2 separate regions of the Mus musculus genome follow, and region 1 is linked to region 2. Evidence: chromatin loops called from intact Hi-C (ENCODE). Cell type or tissue: left cerebral cortex. All regions are shown on one strand. Links, peaks and the distances in the headings refer to the core of each region. The heading gives the core; the rest is flanking DNA.

Region 1 (16,609 bases), core at 4,142-12,141, 160 kb after region 2:
ATCATTCTCTCTTACCTTCCCAAATGCTGGGTTATCAGGCCTGTGCCTTGATGCCTAGCCTACTAGGAAAATTTTTAAGGAACATTTTAATGTTTCTGGTGTAATTAGCAAGCATACTTAATCATTTAAGTTGTCTTGTCTGAAAGACTTTGTTACATAAAACTAGGTCATTCTTAAAACCGACTGGCTGCAGGTAGAGTAACAATGTGGCCAAGCACTAAAGTGTAATCTTGTAAATGCTTTTGGTGGTTAATATGTAATCATTACGCTATCACCCGAAAATACTTGTTTATTCCGTCACTGACAAAATCATGGGAGGGAAGAAAGTTTGCTTTCAGCTCAGTTTCTGAGGCTAACCTCCACAGTTGTTTGGCTCTATTGCTTCTGAGCCTGTGCCTAGTGAGATAGAGCATCTCTGGGAAGCAGCTTCTCTTACTTGGTTTTTAAACGATTTGATAGGGACTTCTAACTTCCTAGTAGAATAAGTGAACATTGCCTTTTTTTCCCCTTTTATCATCTCACAACATAAAATGACTGTCATATTTTATGTCTTTTTTTTTTTATTTGAGTATGAGTTTTGCTAATCTAGTGTTTAGTGTTTCATTGTGGTGCTTTGTGAATACTATTTGTAGCTGGACTTTATTTGTAGTGAAAAGAACATAACTGTAGACACCTATATGCCTACAACCTAAGTGCAATAATTAACATTTCAGTATAATTACATTTAGCATAATTGTTTTGACATGTATTGGTTTATCCATCTGTTAATCTGTTTTGTTTTTGAATCACATCAAAATGAACAATATACAGATGAGAATCAATTCATGCTTAAACATTTAGTATGTCCATCATCAAACAGTTCATTATTTGTTTATATTCTTTTTCATTTTTTTTTTTTTTCAATTCAACATGTCCTCTTGTTGGGCTTTATTTAGCATGCCAAAGGGGTCAGCAAGATTGTCTACTAAATGACAATCTTTTTTTTTTCCTTTTTTTTAAATTAGGTATTTTCCTCATTTACATTTCCAATGCTATCCCAAAAGTCCCCCCACTCCCCTACCTACCCACTCCCACTTTTTGGCCCTGGCTACCCCTGTACTGGGGCATATAAAGTTTGCGTGTCCAATGGGCCTCTCTTTCCAGTGATGGCCGACTAGGCCATCTTTTGATACATATGCAGCTAGAGTCAAGAGCTCCGGGGTACTGGTTAGTTCATAATGTTGTTCCACCTATAGGGTTGCAGATCCCTTTAGCTCCTTGGGTACTTTCTCTAGCTCCTCCATTGGGGGCTCTGTGATCCATCTAATAGCAGACTGTGAGCATCCACTTATATTCTTTTTCATATAAAGTTTACTATAAAAAAAATCACAAAGCTAAATCATTCTATAGATTTTGACCAGGTGTGGCAAAAGAAAAAGGGCCAGATAGTGGTAGGTATGTAGTAGGTAGGTAGGTAGGTAGATAGATGTGATAGATAGTTTAGATAGCTACCTAGGTAGGCAGACAGACAGACGGATGGATACTAAAGAAACCAAATGAGAGCGTAGCAGGTTTTGTTACAGCTATCCAGCTCTACTGTAGAGTGGAAATAGCCATAGACCATACTTAATGTAGTCAGTAAGTATAAATGTGTTTCTGTAAAGTAGTTTTTCAGAATTAGGTGATTGGTCCACCTTTAGTTTTAACAGCTGTAGTTGTGTAAATAACACATTATCAATACCTTTTCTAGTTAATTTATGCTCCTTATTCCCTAGAGGTAACCAGTGAATCATTCTATTTTAATTTTATTTTACAAGTGAGATTAATCTTGCCTGTAGTTGGTTTTTACACTGATGAATTCGTATAAGATGTGCTATAGTAAAATTTACATCATGCAGTTATGTATGACAGTCTGGCTCTTTGAACATTCTTGTCCTTATAGACATTTAATCTCATCTCTTTTGTGGATTTGCTCTGCTGCAGGGCAGACACTTAACTGGTATAGAACTCTGGCCTAGGGTGACTCTTCATCCAACATTGTAATCGAATTGCTCCTGCATTTTAGCCTGTTAATCTCTTTTAATTTTAGTCATTATGATTGTTGATTTGGTCTTAGTTTGCGTTTTCCTGGTGGTGACTTGTAATGATATTGAACAATTCAGTTTTTTAATTGAAAATAAAATTTTCAATTATACTAAAAATTATAATAAATGTGTTCTGATTATAGTTCCTTTCCCCCAGTTCCTCGAAGATCTTTCTAACTTTCCCCCGAATCCATACCCTTTCGTTTCTATCTCATTAGAATAACAAACAAGCATCTAAAAACATAAACCAGCCGGCATGGGCAAAACAAACGGGGAACAACAAGAGCAAAAGCGGAAGGAACACACAGACACTGAGAATATGTTATTTTTGTATATGTGTAGGTCTGTTTTACTCTCTATGGTCTTCCTGTAGTCTTTGTGTCTTTTTACCTATAAATTTAGTGCCTTTCAAATTATTTTATAAATTAGTTCCCCTTTAGAAATTGCCTATAAAGTTTAAAGTGATCTGATACTGTCTATTTAAAATACCATTCAATTCAATAGACTGAACCTCCACTGAATACTCCAGAAAACAGGGAATATACTGCTGAAATAATGTTTGAATCCTTCAATGTTCCAGGCTTGTACATTGCTGTGCAGGTAAGTGGCTTATGCTTATTTAAGCTTGCCTTTTACATTTTATCCAGGCTTAATTTTCTCCTAAACCATGCATATCTCTTTTCCTAGAAAGCTTTAGCATAATTTGAATCATACCATGCTTTCCTGAGGTGACAATTTAGACACGGTAGGGCTGTGCTTGCCTGACTTCTCGGTGCTACTCGTCACTCATTTAGTATTTGTTTCTTTCTTTGGTGTGCAAAAGTCAGTAAGATTTCTGTAATCTGGTTGGTATATTAATATATACATATTCTAGTTTGGGTTCTTTTAATATTATGTGAAACTCTTCATTGTTAAACCTTTAAAAATATTGTGTGCTGGTAAGCAGTCATTGTATTATTGAAATGATTTTGTTGTTGTTGTTGGGTGATGAGCCATGGCTGCAATCTCAGGAGTCTGAAGCCACATGATTGTTGGGAGGTTTTTTGGTTTTTGGGCTTTTTTATTTTGTTTTTAAAGGAGGGTAGTAGACTAAATACCTCTTGGTTCCTTTTTTTGTTACATTGTAAGCAGGCAAAGTTAGTTTTATCATCTGTTTTTAGTAACTACTCATATATTTTGATTTTAAGAAATTACCTTTTTTAAAAAACTGATACTCAGTTTACAAAAGTTACCCCCATCCCCTTCCCCACCCTGGGAAGAGTTGTTTTGTATCAGCCATCATGAGATTCTTGGTAGGAAAGTGGTATTGTGTGCTACTGGTTTTCTAGTTAACTCATGGTGTCTGGAAGTGTGTATGGCCTTTTCAGTTAAGGTACTTGTATACTGCAGCTTGCACTTAGGAACTTCTGAGTTCTGAGTTTTTAAGAGTAGTGCTTGCTAGCTCATGGTGATGACAGGATATACTGGTAGTTTGTGGTAGTCTGATATTTAAGCTTGGGCAAGGTCGTGCTGTGCATGTTACATACATGTTTGTGTCACTCTTGCTTGTGGCTCTAGGAAGAGAGCGTTCCTTTTAAACTCTGAACTTTCTAAGTATCCTGATGCAGTAAGAGGCCCATGAACTGTAGACAGTATGTAGTCTCATTACAGCTTACTTCTGTAGACTTTCACCCCTAGTAACTCTTTAACAGGTTATTTTTTGTCTGTCTTAACCTTTTAGGCTGTTCTTGCCTTAGCTGCATCCTGGACCTCAAGACAAGTAGGAGAGCGGACGCTGACGGGTACAGTAATAGACAGTGGAGACGGAGTCACTCATGTCATTCCTGTGGTAAGTACAGAAAATTGCTAAAGAGGATGTGAAATAGTATACCCAGAGGCAAATGGTAGGAAAGATGGACCTTTACAAGACTGGAAGCTCTTCCTGGGCTACCACCATCACTGACTGCATGAGGATCTCGAAGATCTTAAGAGCATCAACAGTGCTAAAAGGAGGCCAATGCCAACTCCTTACCATACTATTCCCCCAAATCATAGCTATGTTTGTGACCGGTAAAGGTCACAGAGCTGAAAAGAGTGTTGTGGACCTCACACAGTACATAAGGCATGATCAGCCCCAGATTTGATTTCACTTAAAGCCCTAGGAAAGGGGCAGAATAATCTGTGGTGACAATCTCACCTGGCATCATGGGTCATGTAGGAGGAAAAGAAGGGCACACAAGAGGAAAAGTTCTTAGTGAGCTCAAGTAGCAAATGACAGCTTCCAAATATGGTGTACATAATATCTGTCAGCCACAGGCTTTCTGTGTGAATAGTTTGCTTGTCCAGTAACTTCATAGAAGAGGAATTATATACTCTGGTCTTTATGACAGGCTGTGTTGTGTTCACTTATGTTTTTGAAATTGTCCATGTTATAGTACATATGCTTCTTTATATTGCCAAGTCTCAGTTTACTGTGTGGATATATCCCCTTTTGTTTAGCCTTTAGGTGTCTTTTAATATCATATTAGGATGTACCTAGCATTTAATAGCTTGTATAATTTACTTGATAGCTCTTTTTTTCCCCTTTGTGGTATCTAAAATAATTTTTGTGGGCTGATAAAGACTTGGTGGGTGAGAGAGTTTGTTCTCTTCTCTATGAAGACCTGTGTTCAGATCTCAAGTACCTACATGAAAAGCAGGTCATAGTTGTACATACCTAATCACAGTAGTGGGAAACAGAGACATGGTGTAGTTTCAAGGACCCAGTGGCCCAGCTAAAAACAGCAAGTTTCTGGTTCAGTCAGAGGCACTGTCTGGAGGCAATAGTAGATGAAGACACCTTGAATCCTGCCACAGCCTTGTAGATGCTGGGACTTTAGGTATCTTGTCACAACTGGCTAAGAAATGGATCTTAATTTTTCTAATCTATTTTTAGAAATACAATTTTTAAAAATTATTATACAGAAATGAGGTGATACTACTCGTGCTGCCTGGGCATGTGAGTGGGATTGGATTTCTCCCTGCACCTTTATGTAGTTTATAGGGATTAAACTCTAGTTTTCAGGACCTGGAGCAAGCACTTTCCCCACTAAGCAGCTTACTCTCTTGGGAACACTAAAGTAAATTTGACACTTTTTTCTCCTTGTATGTAGGCTGAAGGATATGTTATCGGCAGCTGTATTAAACACATTCCAATCGCAGGAAGAGATATAACATATTTTATTCAGCAACTGCTGCGAGACCGAGAAGTAGGAATCCCTCCTGAGCAGTCCTTGGAAACTGCGAAAGCAGTGAAGGTAAGCTACACACACTGACTGGGTCAGCTGGAGACGAGTCACTGCTTAACTGGGATGGCAGAACTGCACCTTACCTAACATGCTCTCGTCAAAGCAATCCCTCTAAGTTGTTTTCTATAGATTTCTCACAAATCTATGGTTGTGAGAAATGGTTGATGATCACCTGCCCTTTGCATATTCTATCAATTCTCTCAACTTGAGAGGGCTAGCATAAGAGTGTTTAAACATACACTTTTGTGATTACTCCTTTTATTAAAAGTAAAGATTGATTTTACCCAGAAATTATTACATCTCAGTTTACTCTGAGATCTTTATTTTAATCCTAATAGTTTTTTGTTACTAAAATTGTTTTGGTGTAATTGGCTTGTTGAGCTCTGCAGTATAGATACAGGACATTAATCAGTGATGTGGAGCATGACAAAAACTGATGGGTATGTGAGGTATTTGATTAGGTTTTGACAATGTATGCTCTTTCTTATATCATTTGTGTCATACATGCAGAAAAACTATTTCCTTATTCTTTTTGTATAGCTTTTGGAATTTGTTGTTTATCAACAAAGCTGAAAATTTTCTGTATTTCTCATGCTTTGAATATGTAAATCTGCCTTTGCAAAAATAAGTCTCATTTATTTGCATCTCGTTGTACGACCTTTGTGGAGATGTCTTTGTTCTTTCAAGCTTAGCCATGAAGATGTCTTGACTACTTCCTGTATAGTAAAGAGACTACTAAATGGTTTCTGAACTTTATGTCAAGTTGATAACCTAAAAACTAAACATACGAAGCCAGGCTCACACCTTTAATCCTAGCACTTAGGAACAGAGACAGGCAGAGCTCTAAATTTGAGGACAGCTTACTTTACATATCAAGATCTAGGTTAGCAATGCTATAGAGAGATCCTGGATCTCATAAAAACAACAACAAAATCCCTCCATACTACTAAATGCATAAAAATTTAATCAACACTATTATTTTTTAATTTCTTTGGCAAATCTATGACATTAAAACAAAGCAAGCAAGCAAGCAAAAGGATACTGAGAATTTAGATTTATTCCAAGGAAGACTGCTCATGCTGAAGGTCTTTGAAAAAAACTTCTCTAATAAAATTTCCATCTCCAAGATTTGGAGATAGATGTGTGTGATGGGTTGTATATGCTTGGCCCAGGCAGTGGCACTATTAGAAGGTGTGGCCTTGTTGGAGTAAGTGAGTCACTGTTACTGTGGGCTTTAAGACCCTCGCCCTAGCTGCCTGTAAGACAGTCTTCTGCTAGCAGCCTTCAGATGAAGATGTAGAACTCTCAACTCCTCCTGCACCATGCCTGCCTGGATCCTGCCATGCTCCTGCTTTGATAATAATGGACTGAACCTCTGAACCTGTAAGCCAGCCCCAATAAAATGTTGTCCTTATAAGATTTCCTTGGTCATGGTGTCTGTTCACAGCAGTAAAGCCCTAACTAAGACAGTATGTAAGATAATGAGATTGTTCTTTTTTTCATACAAGTCTTCCCTTTTGCAGGGGGATTGAAACAGGGTCTCACTATATAGTGCTGGCTGGCCTCCCACTTACAGAAGATCCTCCTCCCTCTGCCTCCCCAGTGCGCTAGATTAAAGGTGTGAAACCCCACAATGCCACATCATGACAGCTTTGTGTATTTTGTTGTTGTTGTTGTTATCTGTGATAATAATTGTCGCTGCTTGAAAAATGTCCTTGGTATTCAGAATTACAGGATATTGTGCATATTTCTCAACAATTGATGGAGGGATAGATAGAAGCAGTGGGATACAGTCAGGTAATCATGGATGTTAATTCAGTCTTTCAGGCAAGAGCAGAGTTGCTTACATTTCTGTATTTCTTCTTTACTCATTACCTTGATCAGAATTAGTTTTATTCTAAATAGGCATAAAGGATCTGTGTTAATTTGTGTTGGTATAGGTATTCTTTTTCTATTTGTGCTTTTTGGTTTTTGTCCATTATAGAACATTCTATTTTGTTACTGAGATAGTAGATGTTGAAATCTTTTGTGCATGATTTTATAAAGTAACATTAAAATTGTTAGGACCAAGTTTAGTCTTTCAGATTTTAGTTGTGTTGATAGATGGGGTAAGAAATTATGTATGGATGAACCATTCATTTGTACCACACAATATGATATTCTAGTATTAAAAGTTCACCTCTCAAAATTACTTAATTATATCTTTTTCATTTGATTGTTTGACTGATATACTATAACTTGACCTAAAACAAGAGAAAAAAAAAACTTTTATTTATTTGGTTTTCAGGAACGCTACAGTTATGTCTGCCCAGATTTAGTAAAAGAGTTTAACAAGTATGACACCGATGGGTCAAAGTGGATCAAACAGTACACCGGAGTCAACGCCATCTCAAAGAAAGAGTTTTCTATTGATGTTGGCTATGAGCGATTCCTGGGACCCGAGATCTTTTTCCATCCAGAGGTAATGCTTGGTAGTTGGTGTGTTTTGTTTTGTTTTGCTTTGTTTTAAACAGATCACTTTGAAATATGCAGCAGAAAGTCAGAAGAAATTGAGAGAGAATCATTCTCAGAAACTTTTAGTGTCGGAAAGCACCATAGTGAATGATTTCTACCCTACACCCAACCCCTGCCTACTCCCCCCACCCCCACCTGAGAAGAGTCTCCTGTTAAAGCCTTCTTATCTGTACATACCCTGCCTCTTTAATCTTTATGTGCTGGGGAGAGCTAAGGTAGAAGGTAGAAGAGCAAGGCAGAAGGTAGCCGTTCATGTTTGTAACAGCTTAATCCCTGGGAAAGATTCCCTGCCCCTACTGCAAAAGGACTGTGTGGAATCTAATGAACACAAAGTCTTCCATAAAATAATAAAATAGATGCTCTTGGTAATCTTTAATAATAAATTCTTCAGGTAACTTGATATTAAGAATTTAACTTTACTAGAATTTTGGTATTCAGTGCCTGCTGTGCTTATTCAGCATCAAGAACTGTTATTTTCGATAATTGCTTTTTTTTTTTTTTAAAACACAGTACTGGCTGTGACTTTCATGGTCTCAGATTAAGTGTTGACTATTGAAAGCTGAAAGACTATTTAATCGTATTCTTTTGAGGTTAGAGAATAAGAAAAGTAGTTAAATGAGAGTAGTTGCTTTAACAGATGGACATAGCTGTTGAGTTTGTAGAAATAGCACAGGTCTGCTCGAAAGAACCAGGAAACTTCTCAGAGGGATTAACATGAAGTCAGCCCAACAGTTGGCTGGGTAACTATCTTACATGTTTGAGAATTCATAGTGTGTGGAAATATAACATGGAGATGTGTAGGAGATACACACACACACACATAAAGGTGGTTTTGTATCAGAACAATGATTTGAATTGGGTTGGAAGCAGATGAGTTTGTTGTAGATTTTCAGGTGAATAAATGTCAGTCATGGAGAAAGGAGAAACAAAATGAGGGCTTTATGATTTAGTAAATACTTAGCTGTGAGAGGGATAAGGATATGAAGAATCTGTACCTTGAGTAACTTAGATTTTGTCAAGGGAAATGTAGGGTGGCAGTCAGAATAACTAGAGAGCAGAGCAGATGAGTCTCTGGAAACTTGGACTCAGCTGCTCGTGGTGCTGCAGCTCTGTAGGTAACCTTGTCACTCTGGAAGCTAAGGCACAGGATCTAGAGTTTGAGGCCATCTTAGGCTCCACCAAACCAAACCAAACAGCAGAGCTGGAGTTGTAGAGATTTACATTTTTGATCCATTGCCCCACCCCCTGTGCCCTCCCACAGACACACACCGAGTTGTAGGCATTTTTGAATTGACTTTGAGCTATGGAAGATAACTGCCTCTTCTCTTCTGCTCTTGTCCCTGTGTGTTCCCTTTGAACACACAGTTCTTTAGCATGTGAGTTAAAGTCAGTCAGTGCTTCTGTCTGCTTGAGCTACTTACCTACTCTGTGACAGTTCATTTAGGGGACTTCTGACACCCTCTGTGTACTTTGATTACTTTTAGAGAGGATAAAAATAGCTCAGAAAGCTGTTTTCGGAAGAATAGTCTTCTTAAGAATACATTAAATACAAGTCTTGAGGAGAGAACATTTGATGGGCTCCTACAGAGAATTGGGGCTGACTATGGGACTGTATGCCTTTGTCTCCCCTGCCTCAATTTCTAAGCCTCCAGATGTAGTTAGTTCTTTGAGCGAAAGGTCCATTATAGAACAACGTCATTCTTGTTTGACGTCACTGGTGACTGAAGTGTAAGGGTCGGCACATTCTCAACAGCTGTACCTTTGCATTGTCTGTTTTAGACTTTTTTTCAATTAAAAACTCTCTTTACCAATGGTTTTAATTTGGTGAGAGAAAATTAGATGAGTGTATTTAGTTAGTTCACTGTAGTTTCCCAGAATAGAACTTGCTTGTGTGTGTGTGTTTTATAGAAAGTGTGCTACTTCCCAAGTGAATATTTAAGATTCCTCTGTGTTCTAGTTTCCCTGTTAATTGAAGTATTCATTCATTTTTCTAATTTGGACTAGATGAATGATAGAATATTTAACCTATCTAAGATTTGAATACTGATGATAAAATATATGGAAGATGAGAAGATTGACTTTTGGTTTTTATTAGGGATGTTTTTACAATATATTTTGATCATAATTCTTTCCCCTCCCCTAACTTCCCAGCTCCTTTCCTCAGCTTTGTACCAGCTCAACTTCATGGTGAAGCTCTGTCTCTCTGTCTCTGTCTGTGTTTCTTTTCTCTTTCTCAATAAAAACGAAGACCAGTAAGGCAAAGTAGTCAATAATATATGAAGTCTAAATCACTCAGTTTTGTGTTGGCTTCCTGGGCATGGACCTTGCCCTATACCCAGGAACCTCGCTGATTTTCCTAGTAGATATCAGTTACTGCAGAGTTTCTCACAAGGGGTGGGAATTTGTGTGCCCCTCTCAGTGCTGCAGTTTGTCTGGTTTGAGCTTGTGAACATCTTGTGTGTGCTGCACACTCTCTAGGTTTTGTGTGTGCATCATTCCTATCATGTCTGGAAGACACTGCTTCCTTGGAGTCAGCACCTCTGGCTCCTATTCTTTCAGCCTCCTATTATTCCCATAGCTCCCTGAGCCTTGAGGATGGACTGTGATGCAGACATCCTGTTGAAAAAAAAATTTTTTTTTGAATAGCTAAGTTCACCACAGATATTAGAAAGATTTTAGAAGGAGTGTATTTGGAACTTTAAATTTTTTTTTTAAAGAAAAATTTAGCCGGGCATGGTGGCACACGCCTTTAATCCCAGCACTCAGGAGGCAGAGGCAGGCGGATTTCTGAGTTCAAGGCCAGCCTGGTCTACAGAGTGAGTTCCAGGACACAGCCAGGACTACACAGGGAAACCCTGTCTGGAAAACAAAAAACAAAAAACAAACAAAAAAAAATTAAAGCCATTTTATACTTTAAATTTATGAATATATTTCTAACTATGACACAGACATGGGGTATTGTATTTATTTGATATGTTCAGTCTACCTGAATAATCCTCCTTTAATAGCCTCTTAGAACATTCTCAACAGCTTGTGCGGCTGAGACCTGACCAGGGAACAGTTAGACTAATACTTAAAAGGAAGCTGAAGGAAGGAAGGGCCAAGAATTAGTTTGGGGGAACCACTGTTGAGTTTATTAAATTTTTGAGGAAATTTTAATTTTTCTTTAACCCGTTTATATTAACCTGACCTTCTTTTTCCTTAATTAGATTATTATTTATGTATGTGGATGTTTTGTCTGCATGTACATCTATGCACCATTGCCCTGCTTTGTGCCCATGGAAAACAGAAGAGGGCATTCATTGATCATCCAGACCTGGAGTCATAGATGGTTGTGAGCTGTCACACTTGTGGGTCCTGGGGTTCCCCCTGGAAGAACAGCCAGTACTCTTAACTGCTGAGCTATCTCTCTAGCTCTAAATATTTAAAATTTTTAAATTTATATTTATATTTATGGGTGTATGTGGGTACACTTGAATGCAGGTACCTGCCAAGGCCAGAATTGGATCTTCTAGAGGGTCAATCTTCCTGGAGCTACTTAAAGGCAATTGTGAGCTTCCCCCACATAGGGGCTGGGAACTGAACTCAGGTCCTCTGCAAGGGTAGCACACACCTTTAACCACTTGCCACCATTCTGATTTTCATTTGGGAGATTCTGCATTGTAGTGGATAGGCCCTATATTCCAACAGATAGGCCCAAGTTAAACTTCATTTCTTTCTGTATCAGAATTTCCATGGTGGATACAGAGTATAGGAACATAGAGAGTTTTGTAAAGTTTTACTTTTGTGCATTCCTGGTTAAAGACTAAAAACTGGAAGTTGTGTCCACACCTGTAATCCCAACACTCAGTAGGTTAAGGTAGGAGGATTACCGAAAATTCTGGGTCAGCCTAAGCTTCTTAGAAAAATTGTGGGTCAGTAAAAATCAGACATGAGGAGATGGAGTGCAGTGCAAAGGATGCAGACACAGCTGTGATGTGCACAGCCAGCCCTGCTCTCTCGCCTTCTGTTCACAGTATAGCAGATAAGATGAGCAAGATTATGGGAAAGGTTAACAATATATCATAGGAGAAGTGTGTGTGTGTGTGTGTGTGTGTGTGTGTGTGCGTGTGTGTGTGGCTGTGGCTGTTTTAGGTAAATATTAGTGATGACAAAGGGCAATGAAGAGACTTTACTAGTTATGCTTAACAGTGGAAGGGTTTTGTAGAAATCAGTGTAATAAAAAAGATTTTTCTGTCAAATTGTTACTTTCTAGATTTGGGGAAATTAAGTGTTTGTTAAACAAACAAAATAAAACCAGTGCCAGGTTCTGAAGTTAAAGTATTACCATGGGCTTATTATTACCACAGTGCTTTGAGAACTAAGGGCTCTTCACTGTTTGCAGTCTAAAGCCAACAAAGATTGTATGTAGTCACAAATGCCATCTTGGACAGTAGTCTCAAGTTCTGTTTTGGTTTCTTTTACAGTCAGCCTGCCTCTGACTGCATATGAGCTTGTCTTTAAATGACTCGTCTAGAGCTAGCCAAGCTGAGCTCTGTTTTCTATTTCCTTATAATGCAGAGTTGGGATCTACTTTACATGTAGCGGTCTACAAACATGTGGCATGTTGGTTTGCTTTTGAGCATCACATATTAGATAGAGAGGGCTTTATTTTGGCTATGATGAATAATACTAAATACATCACTGACTCTTTGTCTTCATCTGTTGATAAAGTCCTTGAGAATATTATAAAGTACTGCATACTGAACTATTGCTCCTAAGGAAAGAAAAAGATAGTTTTCTGTCCCTTGTCAAGTTTTCTCCATCCTATCTGCATACCTCTGGTCTGTGTGTTCATCTGTTTGAAATAATTGTTGACATCCATTCTGCTATCTATGTCTTAAAGATGCTGCGTAACGCGCACTTTGTTGGTAAGACACACCCCAGACTTCTTCCTAGACACAGGTCTACACGTCAGCATGTGCTGTGGATGGGGTCTAATCATCGGGGTCACATCAGGATCATAGCAGGGGAATACTAACCCTAAACTGTACCACGCTGTTCAGCGTCAACCAGGAACGTACAAGTACGCACTTGGATTGAAAGTGCTGCTGCCCTGTGTATGTGGAAATGAGTGTAACCTGTTCATATGAGGGTAGCAAGTCAGTTTGCAGATGCAGAATCTAATGACTAGGTGTACAACATCTTACTTACTGGTGGACCATTGGTGGTTATTTTCACCTTTTTATAGATTTTATTTTATGTGTGTGTTTTGTAAGCATGTATGTCTGTGTACTACATATGTGCCTATTGCTTGTAGAGGTCAAAAGAGGGCATTGGATCCCCTAGAACTGGAATTAAAGGAGGGAGCCAGCGTGTATGTTTTGGAAACAGACCCAGGTCCCTCTGCAAGAACAACAAATGTTTTACATTGTTGAGCCATTTCTCTAGCACCTTTTCACTGTGGTGAAGTTTTACATAAAGTATATAGATCAGAGTTCCCTTTGGGAATGTTTGAAGAAGAGCCAATGGTGTGTGGCTCCTTGGATCTTTGACAGCTGTTGCCAGATTGTTTTCCTCTTCGGGTATTCTCTTAGCTGTGTACAGAAGTTCCTATTGTATATCTACTGTCTCATAGTACAGGCATGGCTTGTTAATTGAATCTTGCCTGACTTCTATCCTCAGTAGCTGTAGTATGTTGGTCACCATGGTCCTTTCACTCCTGAGCTGGATTGTTATTAACTTGAACATTACACTAACACAATGTTAACATAACAATTCTATACACTCATGTATAAAATATACTTAATTTTCAGTTTGCTAATCCAGATTTTACACAACCTATCTCAGAAGTTGTAGATGAAGTCATTCAGAATTGCCCCATTGATGTCCGGCGTCCTCTCTACAAGGTTAGTGTTTACAGCAAAAACTGGAGTTTTAAGTTTTCTTTTCATAATATTTAATAGCATATTTTAAAGCCTTTATTCTTGTTCATTGTTGAATATTAGAGAATTGTGTCTTAGAAAAGACACAATTGAATTCTTGTATATTTGTCTCTAGATTGCTTCTCTTTTAAAATAAAGATCATAATTTTTGGTTTTTTTTGTTTTTGTTTTCTACCACCACAGAACATTGTCCTCTCTGGTGGTTCAACCATGTTCAGGGACTTTGGACGTCGTTTGCAAAGAGATTTGAAGAGAACTGTAGATGCCAGGCTGAAGTTAAGCGAGGAGCTGAGTGGTGGTAGATTGAAGGTTGGTTTTCTCAACCATTGACAGAGAATGTGGAAGACCCCCTTGTTACTGCATTCTGGACAGGAATGTTTGCCAGCTCTCACTTAGGAGCATTAAGACAATCATGCCAGGCGTCCTGCTGGAAGGTAGCCACTATCCCTAGAATCATGGGTGCAGTTTGTTGCTTGGTACTTTGCTCTGGTTTGAGCTCTGTTGAGAAATGACAAAATGTCACAGCTCAGGCAGACTGCTTGTGCAAAAAAGGTTTTTATGTTTGCTTTCCTCCTCAACCAACCAATTCTTCTGACACTCACATAACTCCACTGTGTGAAAGGCTGACTTGTGTTTCACAGATATAGTTTTAAATCTGTGTAGCAGGGCCTGGTGAGATGCTTGTTGTACACACCCAGTGACCTGACCTGAGTTTGATCCCTAGAATCCATAGAAAGGTGAAAGGAAAGAAGCAACTCTCAGTGTTATCCTCTGTCCTCCTCAAGCATACCATGACACACACATAAAAGTTTAAATTCTGACTTAGGGGAATTCATACATTGATTATAAACACAAGGTATGGCTGTTGACCTAAGACATATTTCACCAGTTGATTTAAGAATGATCTGTCAAGCCAAAGGAAAACAGAATAAAATTAAAAACAGAAGAAAACAAAAACAATGTTATATTATTTAGTCAAGGAACATACATTCCTCTTTCTCTCTCTCTCTCTCTCTCTCTCCTCTCTCTCTCTCCCTCTCTCCCTCTCCCTCCCCCTCCCCCCTCCCTCCCTCTCTCTCTTCCTCCCTCCCTCCCTCCCTCCCTCCCTCCCTCCCTCCCTCTCTTCCTTCCTCCCTTCCTCCCTCCCTCCCTCCCTCCCTCCCTCCCTCCCTCCCTCCCTCCCTCCCTCCCTTCCTCCCTTCCTTCCTTCCATAATTTGGGGTGGTGTGTGTGTACACGCATGCACCTGTGTGCTTGCATTCACACATGTTGAGATCAAAGGATAACTTGAATGAGTTGGTTTGATCCTTTTACCATGTGGGTGGGTCCTGTGGGCAAACTCAGATTGATAACAAATGCCTTTTAACACTGAGCCATCTTGCTGGCCTATTCTCCAGTTAAGGAGCTCTAGGAAGCTTCACTTTGCTCACTGTTTCCTAGCCTGGACATATTTGAAGAGTTCAGGCTGTGTATTTTCTGAACTTTGTCTTGGTATGGGTCTGTTTGGTGTTCCTTCTGGGTGGGTGTAGTTTGTGCTTTGACAGTCACATCACAGAAGCGTTTTCATGTCAGTTTTACTGCGTTTTGTCAGAGAATGCATTGACTTTAACTGCTTGGTAGAGGCTTCCTGCCAGTTTTCTTCTGTGTATAGCCTGTTACCTTTGCATTCCCATGTGTAGAAACTTAAGAGGAGGCTGTCAGGCCATATAGCTGTTCTGTGCTTCATGAGACTTTTCAACCAGCAGTTTTAACATTCATTCTTGTTTTCCTGAAATAGTTGTGGCTGAGGTAGTTGCCAAAAGTACAGTTAACTTGTTCCTGTTTGTGGCTGAAGTAGTTGCCAAAAATAGAGTTAGTTTCTGTCTGCCCTGGTTTTGCCCCATGCATGTCTCCTTATATGTATTTGATTTATATGTTTAGTATTTAATTATACATGATTTATGGAGTACAGTGTGATAATTTGATACATGTATGCAAGTTGTAAGATCAAAGCAAGGTAATAGCATTTCAGTTTCTTTAAACACGCATCATTGTATTTGGAGCCTCTCAACTCCGGTGTGGTAGGGCAAATACTGGTGCTATGCTGTGTGTACTGACAAGTGTGGTCATCTTCATCTGCTGTTCCATCACACCCACTCTAGATAATCTCAGGTCCTGAGTTCTGTCCCTTGGACTTTATAATTATTATTTTTGTGTATGCGCATTTAAACTTAATTGATTGAGAAATTGGTATTTGAATTTACTGTTACTTTGTTACTTTTTAGCCCAAGCCTATTGATGTACAAGTTATTACACACCATATGCAGCGGTATGCAGTCTGGTTTGGAGGGTCAATGCTGGCTTCCACGGTTCGTAAATTTATCTGTAAACTTTTATATTTTATAAAAATAAGAAAGTAAAAATTGTGTGTGTCAGTTGTGTGTGTGTGTGTGTGTGTATAACACACATAGTATTTATATTTGGAAGTCATTTCACTTTATTGTTGTTCTTTTTACCTTGTCCTTACTAGATATTATATACTTCAGAGTGAGCTTATTATACTTTATTTTAACATTTATTATAGGGAAAATTCTTTTAAATGTGTAGAAACAGTATTCACCAGAAGGTTATTGGTATTTCTGTTTAAATATCTAAAAATATTAAAGAAAACGTTAGGTTTCATTGCAATGTTTGAAACAGAATAAAGAGAATTATTCCAGAATCCTCTTTCCAGAACAAAACATGCTCCCTTAGAACATGTTCTAATATAATTAGTATAGTAAATATTTCTGCAGTTGTATTAGGGCATGGGCTATTAAGATACAGAATCTTTTATGTAAGTTACTAGATTTGCAGCGTTGGA
Region 2 (16,609 bases), core at 4,671-12,670:
GTGGCTCCACTGATAGTTGATAGAGTACTTGACTAGCTGGGCTCTTGGGTTCCATTCCCAGCACTGACTAAACCAAGCATGACAGTATGTGCCTATAGTCCTAACATTCAGGCTGCACAGTTGGGCCACTTGAAGTTCAAGATCCTCCTTGGCACATGGTACAACTGACTAGTCTAGGCTACATGAGATTCTGTCTCAAAGGAAAATGAATACATAATTTATATATGTATATATAAACATATTCATTCACATGAATATATATTCATCCATATAAATGTGTTAATTCATATAATATATTTTCACATGATATATTGATGATTAAGAAGAAGAAGAAATCATGGAGTTTCCTTGATTTTGGGGAAATATTTCCAGTTGAATTAATACAGAAATTATATTGTATCAGATTCACAATGCAGTCAAACTTCAGAAGACTGAAGGCCATGTCAACCCCCACACAAGTCAAGACACCATGTGAGCCCAGTGAACTCACAGTGGCTTTAAGGAAGCTAACTCTCCACTCACTCTCAAGCATGGAACCCTGACCGTAACTCACTCTTTTCGGTCCCAATGTTTGTGCTCTCGAGCTTCTCACTTGGGAGATCATGAAACTTCACAGGAACATAAAGAGGTTCACTCTAGAACGCAATGTAGACAGAAACAAACATAAGCAGCAAAACCCAAAGCCAATCAACTGGGCAGATTTAAGTGCAAGGCACGCAGACACAGGGTCCATCACACCTATCTACTCAGCACCACTCCCCCAGAAACTGGGAAAGGAAACCCAACCAGTCCACATAGGCACAGGGACACAAAGGAACCATTTTAAAGTAGAAATGTCAGCCCTAACACAGCTCATCAGGCCAAAGTACTTTCTGTGTAAGCCTAATGTGGTGGTTAGAGTATGTTTGGCACAGGGAGTGGCACTATTTGGAAGTGTGGCCTTGTTCAAAGAAGTGTGTCATTATGGATGGGCTTTAAGACCTTCCTCCTAGCTTCCTGGAAGCCAATCTTCTCCTGTTTGCCTTCTGAACAAGATGTGGAACTCTCAACTCCTTCTCCAACACCATGCCTATCTGGATGCTGCCATGCTTCCTGTCTTGATTATAATGGACTGAATCTCTGAACCTGTAAGCCAGCCCCAATTAAATGTTGTCCTTTATAAGAGTGCTTCAGACCCTGAAATCTGCAGTAAAAGGAAAGAACCAACTCCCCCAAATTGTCCTCTAAGCTCCCCATGCACACACACATGTGCCTCAACACTCCCTCAACAACTACTACTACTACTACTACAATAATAATAAAAAAATTTAAAGTTTAGAAGTGAAACTTGGTATCTTTTGCACATTCTGACATCTAATACCTCTGTATCATAAAAATAAGCCTCTTTTAGGCAACAGAAAATGTTCTGCCTCTTCTCATTCTTCAAACATACATACACAGCACTCTGCTGGAATGCCCTGCTACCTGGGCAGCTGAAGAGGAAGGAGCGTGGAGCCAGCCCATGCAACAGTGTGAACCCTTGCCTCTCCCCACAAACAAACCAAACAAAATAACTCTGAGCACTTCCTAAACAGGCACTGTTCTAAGTCCTATGAATGGGAGTGAGTAAACCAAGTTTCTTCCCCCAAGAAGAAACACACAGACTAATGGGGAAGGCAACTAAGGAACAGATATTCAAAGATATAGTATATCTGTATTTGTCAAATTATTTTACTATACATAAGATTTAACAACAACAACTATTTGGTGGAGGGGTAGAGGTATGGGGTGTATGTGTCTGTGTGGGTACAGGTGTGGAGGTCAGAGATCAATGGCAGTTACTAGTTCTCAGGTGCTGTCCATCTGGTTTTTTGAACTCTCTCTCACTGGGACGTGGTGCTCACTCGTTAGGCTGGCTGGTCACTAAGCTCCAGCTAGCTTCCTGTCTCTGCCCCTCTGCTGGGATTACAAACTCCTGTTTTCACACCTGGCAATTTACATGGACATTGAAGACTGAACTCAGGTGTTCATGTTTGTGTGGCAAGGACTGTAGCAACTGAGCTACCACCTGAATCCCAAATCAGCAATTCTTGAAAACCTTTAAATGATTAAAAGATGGAAGGAGAATCTGCTGCCAGTCAGTTCTTACAAAACAGTTAAAATGTCTTTCTCTTTCTCTTTCTCTTTTAGTCAAGGCAAATGATTTGACATTATATTACTGATGCTTATGATCTCAGACAACAAACAGCTTTTCTCAAAGTCTCATAAAGGCTTCACAACATCTTCACACAAATGAATTGTGTGTATCTGTTTGACACACAATATAGTTTAACCTCAGATAAACAAACAACAATAACACAAGAGCCATATTTTAAAACTTGTACTAGAAGGGCCAGTGAGATGGCTCAGCAAGTAATGACGACGTAAGTTTCATCCTCAGTCTCCCTCAGTCTAACCCCTCAGTCTCCCTAAGGAAAGGAAGTGATTCTTCCAAGAGCACACAATGCAGAGCTGTATCTCTCACATAAGCAGGGTGGCAGCAAATCTGTCTGGGCTCTTCCTGCTATGGCTGGATGAGAAAGGCAGCACTCACCAAAGAACTACTCATGCTTGTATCTGTTGTGCACGCAGCAAAGTAACCTTCAGCATCTGCAAACTAAACACAGAGAACAGGACATCAAACTCATGGAAGCTCGTCATCACGCCCGGCTATTCAGAGAGATCAAATGAACACAAACTAAAGTCCAGAATAAACTTGTGCATCTATTGTTCTCAACAACAGCAGCCAATGCCAAGGGTGCAGCCATGCAAAGTAGATCTTATCATCTTGTCTTTGGTGATGAAGAAATTGAGGCTGGCTATTTCATCAAAGTAGCCGAGCCTGGATTAAAAGCTCAGTGAGTCATGTAAGGCTAAAGCACAGCAAGTCCTTTCATTACACTACTGCAATATTTCAGACAGGCAGAGAAAGATGGGTGAATTAGTGAAAGAAGACAGAAACCCCCAGTAGTGTCATGAGACTAGTGTGTAACAGAGCTCAGGGACTGGCCTACACTGTAGAGCTACTTAACACTGTGAAAGTACAGTTACACTTCATAACCCTGCCACTCTACCAGGAAACTACGATTTAAGCCCACAGAAACTAACAGAAAAGTAGATCACAGCTACTAGCAACTAGGAAGGGAAGACCAGGGATGCTTTTCCCTTTTCTGTGTTCGAATAAAACTGTATTTAAGAGGTATTTGAGAGGTTAGAGAGATTAGAGATTCTTATTTAATAAGTACAAAGTTTCTATTTGGAATGACAAAAAGAGTCCTAGAGATTGACAGTGCACAGCAAAGCACTTAGTGCCACTAAACTGTACATGAAACAATTGGTCCAAATAATAAATTTTATATTACATATATTTACAATAGTAAGAAGGAAATAGATAAAATTTGATGCTACTTCTATTTACTACAGGAGTGGAAAGAGAAATTGTTTTTAAAGAATGAGTAGAAATGACAGTTTAATACCCTTCTCAAAAATGTAAGCTGACTATTACACAGAGTTAAGTTGCTACATACACTGCCATATTTATCAACATTGTGGATGAGCACCTTACAAAGCATCCATGAAGAATGTTATTTAATTGGCCAAATATCCGACATGCTGAATAAAAATTTTTCACTTAATGCATAAAACTGAACTGCTTCATTTTCCAGTTCACTTTACAGCTCATTACATGACTCATCCAAACTGCAAATGGCTAAAGACATTAGATACTATTTGTAGGCATTCCTTTCTTCATCCTCTCCTTAGACATGGATGTTGTCTACTTCAATAATCATTAACAACTCAAAGATATCAAAACAAAAGGGACAGAAAGTGACATACACTTTTGATTCCTTACGAGATATTCTACTGCCAAGTTGGAAGAATATGTTTGAATGTTTAGACATAGGCTAGAGGTCAGTCACTGGTTAAAAGTGCTTTCTCCAGAGCTATAAGGATGGGAGTTCAGATCTGAGCAGCGATTAACAAGTAAGGCTTCTCATAAATGCTTGTTAAATCCAGCTCTGTGGGACTGGACACCTGAATCTGACCTCTGTGCATGGACACCTGACAAATGTATGCATTCCTCCTCCTCCTCCTCCTCCTCCTCCTCCTCCTCCTCCTCCTCCCCCCCCCCCTCTGCTTCTGTCTCTGTCTCTCTGTCTTTCTGTGTTTCTGTTTCTTTCTCTCTCAGAGACACACACAAATAAAATGCATCTTAAAAATAAAACAAAATTTGTCACAAATAGCTTCTGTTTGTTGTCTTTGTGAGGGAGGGGGGATGTTGGTTTTGGTTTTTGGCTTTTCAAGACAAGGTTTCTCTTTGTGGCCTTGGCTCTCCTGGAACTTGATGTGTAGACCAAGCTGGCCTCAAACTCAGAAATCTGCCTGCCTGTCTCTGAAGTGCTAGGATTAAAGGTGTGCCCCACCACTATCTGGCTTTTTTTTTTAATAGTCTACCATCACATACTCAAATGAACACTTAACTGACTATAAGAAAACTGATCTACCACTAAACAGAAAAAGTAATACTTAACAGACAAAATTGAAAACTTACAAAAGCAGCAGGCTTCCCTCTAAATCCTCTTGTACACTGTTGCCTCCAAGGCTTCCAAATAATGAAGCCCAAAAGGTACAGAACAAACATGGATGTTTTCGCAAAGGTGCTGAAGAATGGCTTGTTGTACTGCGTGAAGACATACTGTAGAGAGAAATGTTACACAAACAACCTTAAGAGGTTTAAAATCTTGCTACCTGTCTCCATCTTTGCATCTTTAACTCTTAGAAGTCCATATGAGCAGGAAAAGCCAAAGAAAACAAGACATGAAGTCCATCTCTGAATGTTGTATGTGCCTTGCACACAAGAGGTAATATTGTCAAATGAAGCAGCAACAACCATTTAAAAAGGGGCAGGGGTGGGGTTCAGTCTACTGAAAACCTATTATGCAGGAGTATCTGTGTTAGAAGTTAAAGAAAGCTAAAGCAGTCTTCCCAGCTCCTGAGGAGACACATACATGAAGACATGTACTAAGTATCACACAAGGGTTTCAGGGGTCATGGAAGTACCAAAGCGAGAAAAAAACAGGTAGAGGGTTATAGAAGTCTTTGTCTGTCTGTCTGTCTGTCTGTCTGTCCGTCTCTCTCTCTCTCTCTCTCTCTGTGTGTGTGTGTGTGTGTAGGTGCATGTGTTTGTGGGTAGACACGTGTGTGCACATGCTCATGGATACCAGAAGACAAGACCCAGTGTCATCTTTGAACATATCTATTGTGTAAGCCATGGTTTGTCACTGACCTAGAACTCACTGAGCAGACTAGGCTAGCCAATGGTGAATTTTACTTTTTTAATTGTGTGTGTGTTGGTACTGGTCAGCCAATAGCTTGTAGGAGTTGGTTCTCTTGGTTTATTACATGGGTCTATGGGATAAAAACTAGGCAATTGGGCATAGTGGCAAGCACCTCTATCTACTGAACTATATCCAATGGCATCACCCAAAATAGCTGTGCAGCCATTATATGCCTCCTGTCCTGATGTCATAAAGTACCCAATACTACCAAGATATTCTTGCCAAGAAATGAACCTACATCAAGCCCTAACTCTATTTTATATGAAGTGGAAGAACAAATTAAGTGACAGGCTAAGGAAACAATGAGCAAGACCAAGCAGGTGAGGTGTCTCCCAGGACGAATGACCTAATTTCTCTAATACACAAAGGCAAAGCAAACAGGGAGTGGCACACAGTAGAGAGGTGCAACAAAAGTCATGTGGATCTAAGCCTAACTGGGTTGTGTGTGTGTGTGTGTGTGTGTGACCCTGATACGTCAGGAAGAACGTGACTATGAACTAATCAGCATGGGATTTTTAATAAATGATAGTTCATTTTATTAGATGTGGTAATAGCAGCAATTATGCTTTTAAAATAAAAATAATGTGATTTCCAGTGAGATAAGTAGAGAAAAAAAATGATGTAGTCAGAGTTTGCATAAACTATTCCAGGACACCTGGGATGAACATAGTTGATAAGATTAGAAAGACTGACCACTGTTAAAGCGATGCGTCCTGGGGTTTATTACACCATTTTAGTCTCCCCCTTTTCATGTGTATGTCTCTAGTGTGTCTGGGGTGTGCATATGTGTATGGGTACTTGTGTGCACAGGTGTGTGTGCAGATGTCTGAAGCTGATATTCCGTAGCTTTCTCCATTCCTAACTATTTGTGGAGGTAAGGTCTCTCCCTGAACCTATAGCTTGCCGATTCCAACTAGTCTAGCTAGGCAGTTTGTCCCTGGGACCCCTGGCCTCTGTCTTCTGGATGCTGGAATTACAGGAAGCCACCACACCTGTCTGGTTTTTACATAGTTTCTAATGATCCAAACTCTGGTCACTCTGCTCATGGGGCAAGCACTTTGTCCTGAAGTCTGGTATGTTTACTTGACTGAAGATTTAAACCTGTTCTATATACTCTAAGATAACAAGTTTGTAATTTTTTTCACTAAAGCACGTTATGTGTTTAAAAACTAATTTCTTTTCTAGCTCTTTTAGGTATAACGACAGTGGGACACTATACAGAGTCCCAGTATGTAAGAGGAAATGGCCTGGATTAAATAGTGAGTTCCAGACCAGTTTGGGCTACACAAGGATAACCTGCCAAGAGAAAATACTAAAAACTGAATATGCAAAAAGCACCCTAAAATATGTATTCTGCATACAATATACTGCTTCAATAACTTTTCTAACTTTTGGAGATTTGCTAAATTAGAATAAAACTACTGCTCCCATGCTCTAAATCCTTCCTTTGGAGTAGCAGGAGTCGGGGTGACAGAGTCTCACTGTGGGCAGGAACTCACTATGCAGACGAAGCTGATGTGGGAACTCAGGGAGATCTGCCAGCTTCTGCCTCCTGAGCACTGGGATCTAAAGGCAAGCCTAGTTTCGGTCTAAAGCTTTTTATCGGATAAACAAAACAATTTATTTAATGCTGCAAAATGTAAAAGTTAGCTTTAGGAACCCATCAACATGAAAGTGATTTCTCGGAAGCAAAATTATGAAATGTGAATCTAAAAGGTTACAGAATAGTTTTCAAGTGAAAAGCAAAGTGTCTGTGGTATTCCAGAGCCAAATCTCAGAAGGGCAAAAGATTATTTACTCACAAGACATAACCGCAACTATTGGCCTAGCTATAATGTGAGATCCAGGATATCAAATGGTCTGTTCTGACATTTAAAGCCATTTTATAAACATACGTTTATAAAACGTAGATATTTCCTTATGACTGCAATATGTGAAGCCTAAGTGATTAATTCTGAAAATAAAAGTTGTGACAGCCGGATGGCTCAGTAGGTAATGGCTCTTGCTACCAACCCTAATAACATGAATTTGATCCCTGGACCCATAAAATAGAAGGAGAAAACAGACTTCCACAAGTTGCCCTGTGAACAAATAAATAAACAGAATAAACAAAAGTACCCTAAAATACATATTCTGTATACAACATAATGCCTCAATAACTTTTCTAACCTCTAGATATAAATTGTTAAATTATAATTTAATCTACAACTTTTGTGTTCTAAATCCTTGGCACATTTACACACACATACATCTAAATAAATAAGTAAATAAATAAATGTAATAAAAACTATAAACAACAAAATTGTTATCTTCTTCTTACAAGGATCATTAACAAAAAAGAAGTATACAAACTCAAAGTAAAATTAGCTTATAAACTCAAAGTACCACACTACTCCCAATGAGACATCGATTAACAAACAGCTTAACTGAAGCCAAACACTGCAATTTTGATAAAAATGTGTGACTCAGTAAACACACAAGTGTGGATTCACCAGTGTATGCATGTGGATAACAGTGGCTTATACATGAAAAATCTGATGACTTATGTTTATTTTCCAAAAATACCCTCTTTTTCAAATTTATTCTTATGTATCAAGAATCTACTAAGCTATATACCCAGACCCTTACTTTCTACTGTCCCTCAATGTTTGTTCCCTAAAAAACAGTATTTATGAAGAAATAAATTCAATTTTGACTAACACAAAACCACCTTTTATGTAATTAAAAAAAAATCTTCTGAGATATGTTTCCTACAAATGTGAGAAAGCTGTAGGTAGGACTGTAGAAATGGCTCCATGATTCAAAGAGCTTAGTATTCCTTCAGAGTTTAGTCCCCAGTACCCACGTTACAGGACTAACAATTATCTAAGTTCCAAGGACTCAGATGCCCCCTTCTGGCCTCCACAGGCACGTGTGCACACATGTGCATATATAGACACACATACACACAAAGTTTTTGTACCTTCAGAAAACAACAAAGAGCATCCTGTCAATTTTTACTTTAAATGACACTAATTCAGTACCAAAGAAAAACAAAGAATTCAACAATATTTAAAATACTGATGTTAGAAGCATGAAAATACTATAGCTTGACACTATATGTTATCCTACATCATTAGCAAAATCCTCTAGGTCCATGTTAATTCTATCACAGTGCAACATCATTGGTGGAGAAATACATACCGAGGTGAGTTCTGAGGATGCCACCCATATCACATCAACCAGCAGGAGAATCACTATCCCCAGGGCCATTCGCCTGCGCTGACTGAAACCACTGCTCTGGGAATTCACACGGTTCATGATAAACACATAAACCATTTGCAGTCTGTTAGTTTAGAAAACAGAGATCTCATTAGAGCCTCTTTGAGAAGAACCACATAAAAATTAGAAATCCAGCCCAAGGAAACAAGAGACATTTGCTAGTAGTCTCTGCTTTTTACTGATAACATGAGAATTTACCTTGTTGCAAGGGCTTCTCTGAGATCCTCAAATGCAATGCCTGCAAAGCGGGCAGAGCCCAGTCCAAATGGAGGTAAAGAACTCAGCCCACCTAAAACAGCACCACAGAAATAACGCTTAGGGAAAGTTCAAGTGTAAAATCACATCTTTTCCACTCTTCACCTTCAAGGACTATCAAAATGTATGCAACAGAAGCCACCCTGGGGACATGTAGCTTAGTAGTGCAATGCTTGCCTAGCATGCATGAGTTCTTGGGTTGCATCCCAAACACTTCCCAAACTGGGCACAGTGGCACGTGTCTATAATCCTAGCACTTGGAAAGTGTGGGGTGTGGGGGGAGGGGAAACCAGAGAATCAGAAGATCAAAGTCAGTCAGAATACATACTGAGTTCAAGGCCAGCATGGGCCATATGAGACTGTGTCACAAAATAATAACAACAGCAAAACAAATACAAACAAGAAATCCCATGCTAGCGGTGTCGCTCAGCTAGTAGAGTGCGGAACCAGGCCATAAGCCTGGTGTGCTGGTGCATGCCTGTAAGGCAGAAGACAGAAGTTCAAGGTTACCCTTGGCTACAAAGTGATTTTTGAGACCAGTCTCGGATACCTAAGACCTGTCCCCGACCTGACACCTCCCAGCCCCCCAAAAATAAAAGGTTATACTCAAAGAGGTCCTGGGTACCAGGCGGGTAAAAAAAACGAGAGAGAGAGAAGAAGATTCCACATATGGCACATTGAAGAGTGCTGTAAACGGATCCTCGAAGTCTCATAAACAGAACTCTCTAGATTCTCCCTTCAGGACATCCGCCCCTGGCAGTCTAGACACGCGTGTCCTTACCCCCCCATCTCCAGGGGATTCAGCTCGCTGACAGGAAGTGATGTGCGAGGGTCCACTCCCCTCACGTGAGAACCAGGATCATCCTCGCTCCCCACCCGCCCAGTCACGACAGAAAACAGCTGGCACAGGGAAGCCGCCCCTTGGCGAGGGAAAGACATGAGGAAAACCCAGCCTCTTGCCTCGTGAGGGGCGTGAGAACTCTGACCCGTCCTCCCTGGCCGCGGACGCCGGCCCACCGCCTACCTGGCCTTCCTGCCCCTCGATGGAGTCGTGGCGGCACCATGAGCGGCCCCGGCTCGGCCCGCCGCCCAGAGCCGCCGCCTCACACCGCACGCACAGACCCCAGCATCGTGCCCCACAGCAAGCCCAACTTAAGAAGCTGCGCTGCCCCTCGGCTCAAGGCCGCGGCTGTCACAGCACTCGGCCCCGACGGAGGGGAGTGACCCAGGCCACCGGACGGCGCTGGCAGCGAGAGTCCTGGAGGCCCGGATTGCGGCCGCGGCCCAGGCCCCGCCCCCGGCCGGTCAGCCAGCCAGGCCACGCCCACTGCTGGCCAAACAAGCCCATCCCACGGCTGGCCAACCGGCAGGCCCCGCCTCCTGCCCGTCAGCCAGTCAGACTCCACCCCCGACCTATTGACCACCTAGAGCTGCCCTTTGAGCAATTAGCTAGGCGAGATCCCAGTCAAGCTCCGCCCCTGGGTAGCGAACCTGGCAGCGCATCCCGGTAGACAGGAACCGCTCCGGGTACCCTGGACCCCATCCTGGAGACTCTAGGCCCCCAGCTTGTCCACCAACTAGGTGACATCCTCCCCATCACTCAGTGAGTCAACCGGTCAAGCTCAGCTCTCAGTTCGTCCACCCGGCGTCCATTCTGCCTCCTCCCCCAGTTGACAATCCATACCCTAGGCCTGGGTGGTCTGCCCAGAGCCCCGCCCCCCAGACAGCCCGGCAGTCCCCGCCCCTGTCCAGTCAGCTTCAGCGGCCCCGCCCCCTAGCCCAAAGACTGCGGGCGCGCAGGTTACGTCACGCCGGACGCGACTTCGGACCGGGGGAGGGCACGTTTCCTGGTTCTTGTTGCCGTAGTGTGGACGCCAGCCTTGAACAGGCTTGTGGCTTGGAGTCGTGACAGTGGCGCGAAGGAACAGAGAAGGGAAGAGAACAGAGCGGAGAGGGCGGGGATGTCTAGAAGAGGGAGAACCCAGCCCTGGCAAGGCTGCCAGACTTCCCCACTGCCCCGCCCTGAAGCGAAAGCTGACTGCACCATTTCTTCCAGTGTTTAAGCAAGCATTTTCCAGTAGCCCTTTCTAAAATCAGGCAGTGTAGCTTGGCGCCCCGTTGGATTCCTAGATCGTTTTTGTCCGTAAACTAGAGCTTCATTCTTGCAGTTAGAAGTTGTAGACCAGGTTATTCATCTCCCTGGCCCTCACTTTTTTTATGGGAAGAAAAAAACAAAAACAAAGCCATAAAACCATGTGAGTGCCTCGGCTGTATGTTTACACCCAGTATACATACATTCTCAAACAAATCAGTTCAGCCTGTGACACATAAGACCTCCACAGATGCTAACCATGGGTTTTTGTTTTATGGGTATTGAAGCTCCCATAAAATTGAAAAATTGGCCAGGATCCTGATTTATATTTAGATTAACACGAGACTTAAGGCTTCTGTAGCCACAATTGCATTGTTAGCATTTTTATCAAATGAGGCAAGGAAATATTTTTTTCTCATGTAGTCACTGTGTTTCATCCTTCTCTTTTAACTTTGTCTACAAAGTCTTATGACTAAAATTAAGATGGACATTTTGTGATCTGGTCGGATTCTAAAAAACTCCTGGCATCAAACACTTCTAGTCACTGAGAAACCCACTGCTGGAACAGGAGAGATAACTTAGTGGACAAAAGTCCTTGCTGTGCAAGCATGAGGTCCTGAGTTTAGATCCCTAGCGCCCATGTAAAAAGCTGGGCTTGGTCATGTGCACATTTGCAACCCCAGCACGATGAGAGGCAGAGATGGAAGGATCTGTCTTGCTACTTGCCAGACACTTCCGGTTCAGTAAGGAGTAAGGAGAGTGACAGAGCAGGATACCTAATGGTCTCTGGCCTCTGTCTGTACACTCCTGCACACAAACAAACACAACTTGCTTGGTCATTCAGTTAAGAACAAATGATTAAGCATACTGTAGTGGTTTGAATAAGTTTGGCCCAGGGAGTGGCACTATTTGGAGATGTGGCCTTGGAGTAGGTGTGTCACTGTGGGGGTGGGCTTTAAAACACTCTCCCTAGCTTCCTGGAAGTCAGTATTCTCTTAGCAGTCTTCAGATGAAGAGGTAGAATTCTCAGCTCCTCCTGCACCATGCCTGCCTGGATGCTGTCATGCTCCTGCCTTGATGATAATGGACTGAACCTCTGAACCTGTAAGCCAGCCCCAATTAAATGTTGTCTTTATATTGTTGCCTTGGTCACGGTGTCTGTTCACAGCAGTAAAACTCTAACATTCTATCTGTTTTTACCTGTTTAAAATCTGATCCATCCTCTTTCTAAGTATTGGCTGGCTCCATCAACTCCCAAGAAAGTGCGCCGTCTTTAAAAGGAAAGGGAAAAAACTTATCATTCAGAGTACATAGCCACAGTGTAGCAAGTACTTGAAGTTACTGTACTACATAGTAGGTATTTGGTTATACCCATACACCATATTATTCCAGCACAAGCTTTTCCGTCTTTTAACATCTGATATAGTGAATCAGTCAAGATCAAGAGTCAAGGCCATACATGATGGCATATGCCTTTAATCCCAGTGCTTTAATTTCAAGGTCTACCTAGTCTACATAGTGAGTTACAAGACAGGTAAAGCTATATAGTGAGATGAGAGAGAGGGAGAGAGGGAAGGAGGGAGAGAGAGAGAGAGAGCCAGCCTGGAAACTACTATGAGGACCAAGCTGGCCTTGAAATCACATAGATCTGCCTGCCTCTCCATCCTGAATGCTGGGATCAAAGGTATGTGCTACCACACACCCAGCACATGGGTTTTAGTTCTGAAAACTTATTATAGAATATTGAGGATTATTTACAGTGTGCCTTAGATTCTCCATATATAAATATGGATTGCTTAAAATGACAGCACCTACACACAAGCTACTACTATTACTACGTATTCCTAGAGCATCTGCTAAAGGACAGTGGTGACAGTGTTTGTGTGTGGAATAAAATCATTCTAGGTAGATTATTTTCATGCACTCTCAAAACTAATTTAACTATTCCAGTAATATTTTCCTCCAGCTGTCTTAGGGAAATTCTCTAAGAGTGCTCCATAAAACCAGGCTTATCTGGCTAGATAGTTTGTTTTGTTTTTGTTTGGGTTTTTTGTTTTGTTTTGTTTTTTGTCAGCTTGGCACAATCCAGGATTATCTGAGGGAGCTGGGAAAGTGCCCCCATCAGATTGGCCCTTAGGGTATTTTCTTAATGACTGATGTGAGAAAGCACAGCCCACTGAGAGCAGTGCCACTCCTGGCGCATGTGGTCCCTTGGTTGTATAAGAAAACTGAGGGGTATGCCAATAAGCAGCACTTCTCCATGGCCTCTGCTTCAGTTCCTGCCTCCAGGTTCCTCCCCTGCTTGAGTTCCTGTCTTGGCATCCCTCAGTGATAGACTATTGTCTTAGTTAGGATTTTCATTGCTGGGAAGAGACACCATGACAAAGGCAACTCTTATAAGGACAACATTTAATTGGGGCTCGCTTACAGGTTCAGAGGTTCAGTCCATTATCATCAAGGCAGGAAGCATGGCAGTGTGCAGGCACACATGGTGCTGGAGGAGCTGAGAGTTCTACATCTTGTTCCGAAGGCAGCTAGGAGAAGACTGATTTCCAGGAAGCTAGAAGGAGGGTTTCTCAAAGCCCACCCCAACAATGACACACTTCCTTCAAGAAAGCCACACCTCCTAATAGTATCACTCCCTGAGCCATGCTTATTCAAACTACCACAACTATGAGGTAGGCATGTAAATAAACCCTTCCTCCTTATCAAAACAGTAGAAATGTAACCAGAACAGTGGTCCTGCTATGGTTTTTTTACAACAGCACCAGCCTGACTGTGTTGGTGGGTTTTATGTCAACGAGACACGAGCTTGAGTCACCTGAGAGGTAGAAACTCTAATTGAGAAAATGTTTTTATAAGATCGGCTATAGGCAAGAGTGCAGGGCATCTTTCCTATTAGTGATTCATGTGGGATGACCCGTCCTATAGTGGGTGGTGCATCCTTGGACTGGTGGTTCTGGATGCTACAAGAAAGCAGTCTGAGCAAGCCCTGAAGGGCAAGCTAGTCAGCAGCATCCCCCATGACCTCTGCATCATCTCCTGACTCCAGGTTCCTGCCCTGATTGAGTTCTTTTGGTGATGAATCCTTGGATGATGAACTGTGATATGGGCCATGGCATTTTATCACTGCACTAGTAATCCTAAGACACTGATCAATTCAGGCATTTTTGCCCCATTTTTACTCAGATTAAATCCTCAGTCATTTAAAAGTCTTGGAAAATAACTGTTGTCTAGTCTAGTAACCTCAAGTCCTGGGGTTTTTGTTTGTTTGTTTTTCCTTCAGAGAGTTAGGGATCAAACTTAAAGTTTGCATATGCTAGGCAGAATCACAACCATCTGTAATGTCTACTTATGGCTGTTCTCAAACTCCTGGACTCAATCCTTCCTGCTATAGAGTAACTGGATCCACCCTGTATATACCACCATTTCTGGCTGGCTTCATCTCTTAATTATATGGGAGATAGGTCTTAGAAACGTGTCATTGCCTTTCCCTTCCCACCAAATGTCAATGGTGTGCTTTCAGTCTTCATTCCACAACAACAAGGATTCTCATTTTGTTTTCCATTATGCAGAATAGCAGCAGTTACTAAGCTGGTAGTCACTATTTCTTAAGTGAACTTGAGCATCCTTTGCCCCTTGATCATTCCAGCATAATGAATCACTTTCTTGTCTCCATTCCTATCTGCTTGTAGCTCTTTACCTAACTTCATGGGCTTGATCTTTTTATTCATTTCCTTTTTACTCTCCGGAGTTGATCACTCTAAAAGGTGAAAATTGTGAAATTTATCATAATTTGCTAAGATCCATCTGGTATTGAGTGTAACCCCTTTCAAAACATTCCCAGAAATGCAATCCAGAAAATGCAATCCTCCCAAACTATTTGTGCCATAATATAAAATCAAATTTGTGTGTGTCCAGCCTTGTCCTCCATTGCTAGCCAGTCTACCAGTCTCAAAGGCTACAATTTAAGTTCAAGGCCTAGGAAGCTACAGATGATTCTGCCCGGAGACATTAGGCCTCTACGTTGACAGTTGAACCTACTTTTAAATCCATGAATCCCAAATATGGGAAAAAGTGCACAACCAAATGCAAAGAAACAGAGATATTGACAGTCCTTTTACCTATAGGTTACATGCCATGGATCTAACTAGACACAGATATAAAATGCCCAGAAAAATTACACCGGTGTTGAACATGTGAAGACTTTCTCTTACTGTCATTTCCCCCTAAGCAATATGATATAAAAACTGTTTCTATTTATATTGCTGGAAAGATGGGTTATAGGGGAAAATACTTGCCATGTAAGCACAAGGATCCAAGTTCTATCCTCCAGAACCCACATTTAAAAAAGAAAAAGCTATACTCAACAAAACTGGAAAACCTGGACGAAATGGACAAATTTCTGGACAGATACCAGGTGCCAAAGTTGAATCAGGATCAAGTTGACCATCTAAACAGTCCCATATCACCTAAAGAAATAGAAGCAGTTATTAATAGTCTCCCAACCAAAAAAAGCCCAGGACCAGATGGGTTTAGTGCAGAGTTCTATCAGACCTTCAAAGAAGATCTAATTCCAGTTCTGCACAAACTATTTCACAAAATAGAAGGAGAAGGTACTCTACCCAACTCATTTTATGAAGCCACTATTACTCTGATACCTAAACCACAGAAAGACTCAACAAAGATAGAGAACTTCAGACCAATTTCTCTTATGAATATCGATGCAAAAATCCTCAATAAAATTCTCGCTAACCGAATCCAAGAACACATTAAAGCAATCATCCATCCTGACCAAGTAGGCTTTATTCCAGGAATGCAGGGATGGTTTAATATACGAAAATCCATCAATGTAATCCATTATATAAACAAACTCAAAGACAAAAACCACATGATCATCTCGTTAGATGCAGAAAAAGCATTTGACAAGATCCAACACCCATTCATGATAAAAGTCTTGGAAAGATCAGGAATTCAAGGCCCATACCTAAACATGATAAAAGCAATCTACAGCAAACCAGTAGCCAACATCAAAGTAAATGGAGAGAAGCTGGAAGCAATCCCACTAAAATCAGGGACTAGACAAGGCTGCCCACTTTCTCCCTACCTTTTCAACATAGTACTTGAAGTATTAGCCAGAGCAATTCGACAACAAAAGGAGATCAAGGGGATACAAATTGGAAAAGAGGAAGTCAAAATATCACTTTTTGCAGATGATATGATAGTATATATAAGTGACCCTAAAAATTCTACCAGAGAACTCCTAAACCTGATAAACAGCTTCGGTGAAGTAGCTGGATATAAAATAAACTCAAACAAGTCAATGGCCTTTCTCTATACAAAGAATAAACAGGCTGAGAAAGAAATTAGGGAAACAACACCCTTCTCAATAGTCACAAATAATATAAAATATCTTGGCGTGACTCTAACTAAGGAAGTGAAAGATCTGTATGATAAAAACTTCAAATCTCTGAAGAAAGAAATTAAGGAAGATCTCAGAAGATGGAAAGATCTCCCATGCTCATGGATTGGCAGGATCAACATTGTAAAAATGGCTATCTTGCACAGATTCAATGCAATCCCCATCAAAATTCCAACTTAATTCTTCAACGAATTGGAAGGAGCAATTTGCAAATTTGTCTGG

Evidence for each region. Hi-C counts contacts between places; a loop is a spot of excess contacts. Peaks named below come from ENCODE experiments on the same cell type or tissue, not always from the same donor. Only the 100,000 strongest peaks of a DNase experiment are listed, where the experiment ranks them.
Region 1: a loop joins it to region 2, with 3 times the contacts of the local background. A loop is called at or near these places in 5 of 42 quality-filtered maps.

What each region holds. Positions count from the first base shown.
Region 1 is chr1:125,394,574-125,411,182 of GRCm38, reverse strand. Actr3 (ARP3 actin-related protein 3) reads left to right here. Exons shown (of 12, transcript NM_023735.2): 5 at 2,568-2,663; 6 at 3,784-3,891; 7 at 5,195-5,338; 8 at 7,617-7,790; 9 at 13,639-13,731; 10 at 13,951-14,076; 11 at 16,032-16,115. Among named protein-coding and RNA genes, the nearest start is that of Actr3, 33 kb to the left of the region's middle. In left cerebral cortex, for the core only: no CTCF peak of the experiment used is centred there; no DNase peak of the experiment used is centred there.
Region 2 is chr1:125,554,573-125,571,181 of GRCm38, reverse strand. Slc35f5 (solute carrier family 35, member F5) reads right to left here and starts at 10,180. Exons shown (of 16, transcript NM_028787.5): 1 at 9,898-10,180; 2 at 8,817-8,907; 3 at 8,541-8,682; 4 at 4,571-4,714; 5 at 2,573-2,635; 6 at 554-635. The coding sequence starts at 9,937. In left cerebral cortex, for the core only: a CTCF peak has its summit at 8,263 (motif pointing left); DNase peaks (open chromatin) are centred at 9,789, 10,287 and 10,691; H3K4me3 peaks cover 2,163 bases; H3K27ac peaks cover 1,976 bases.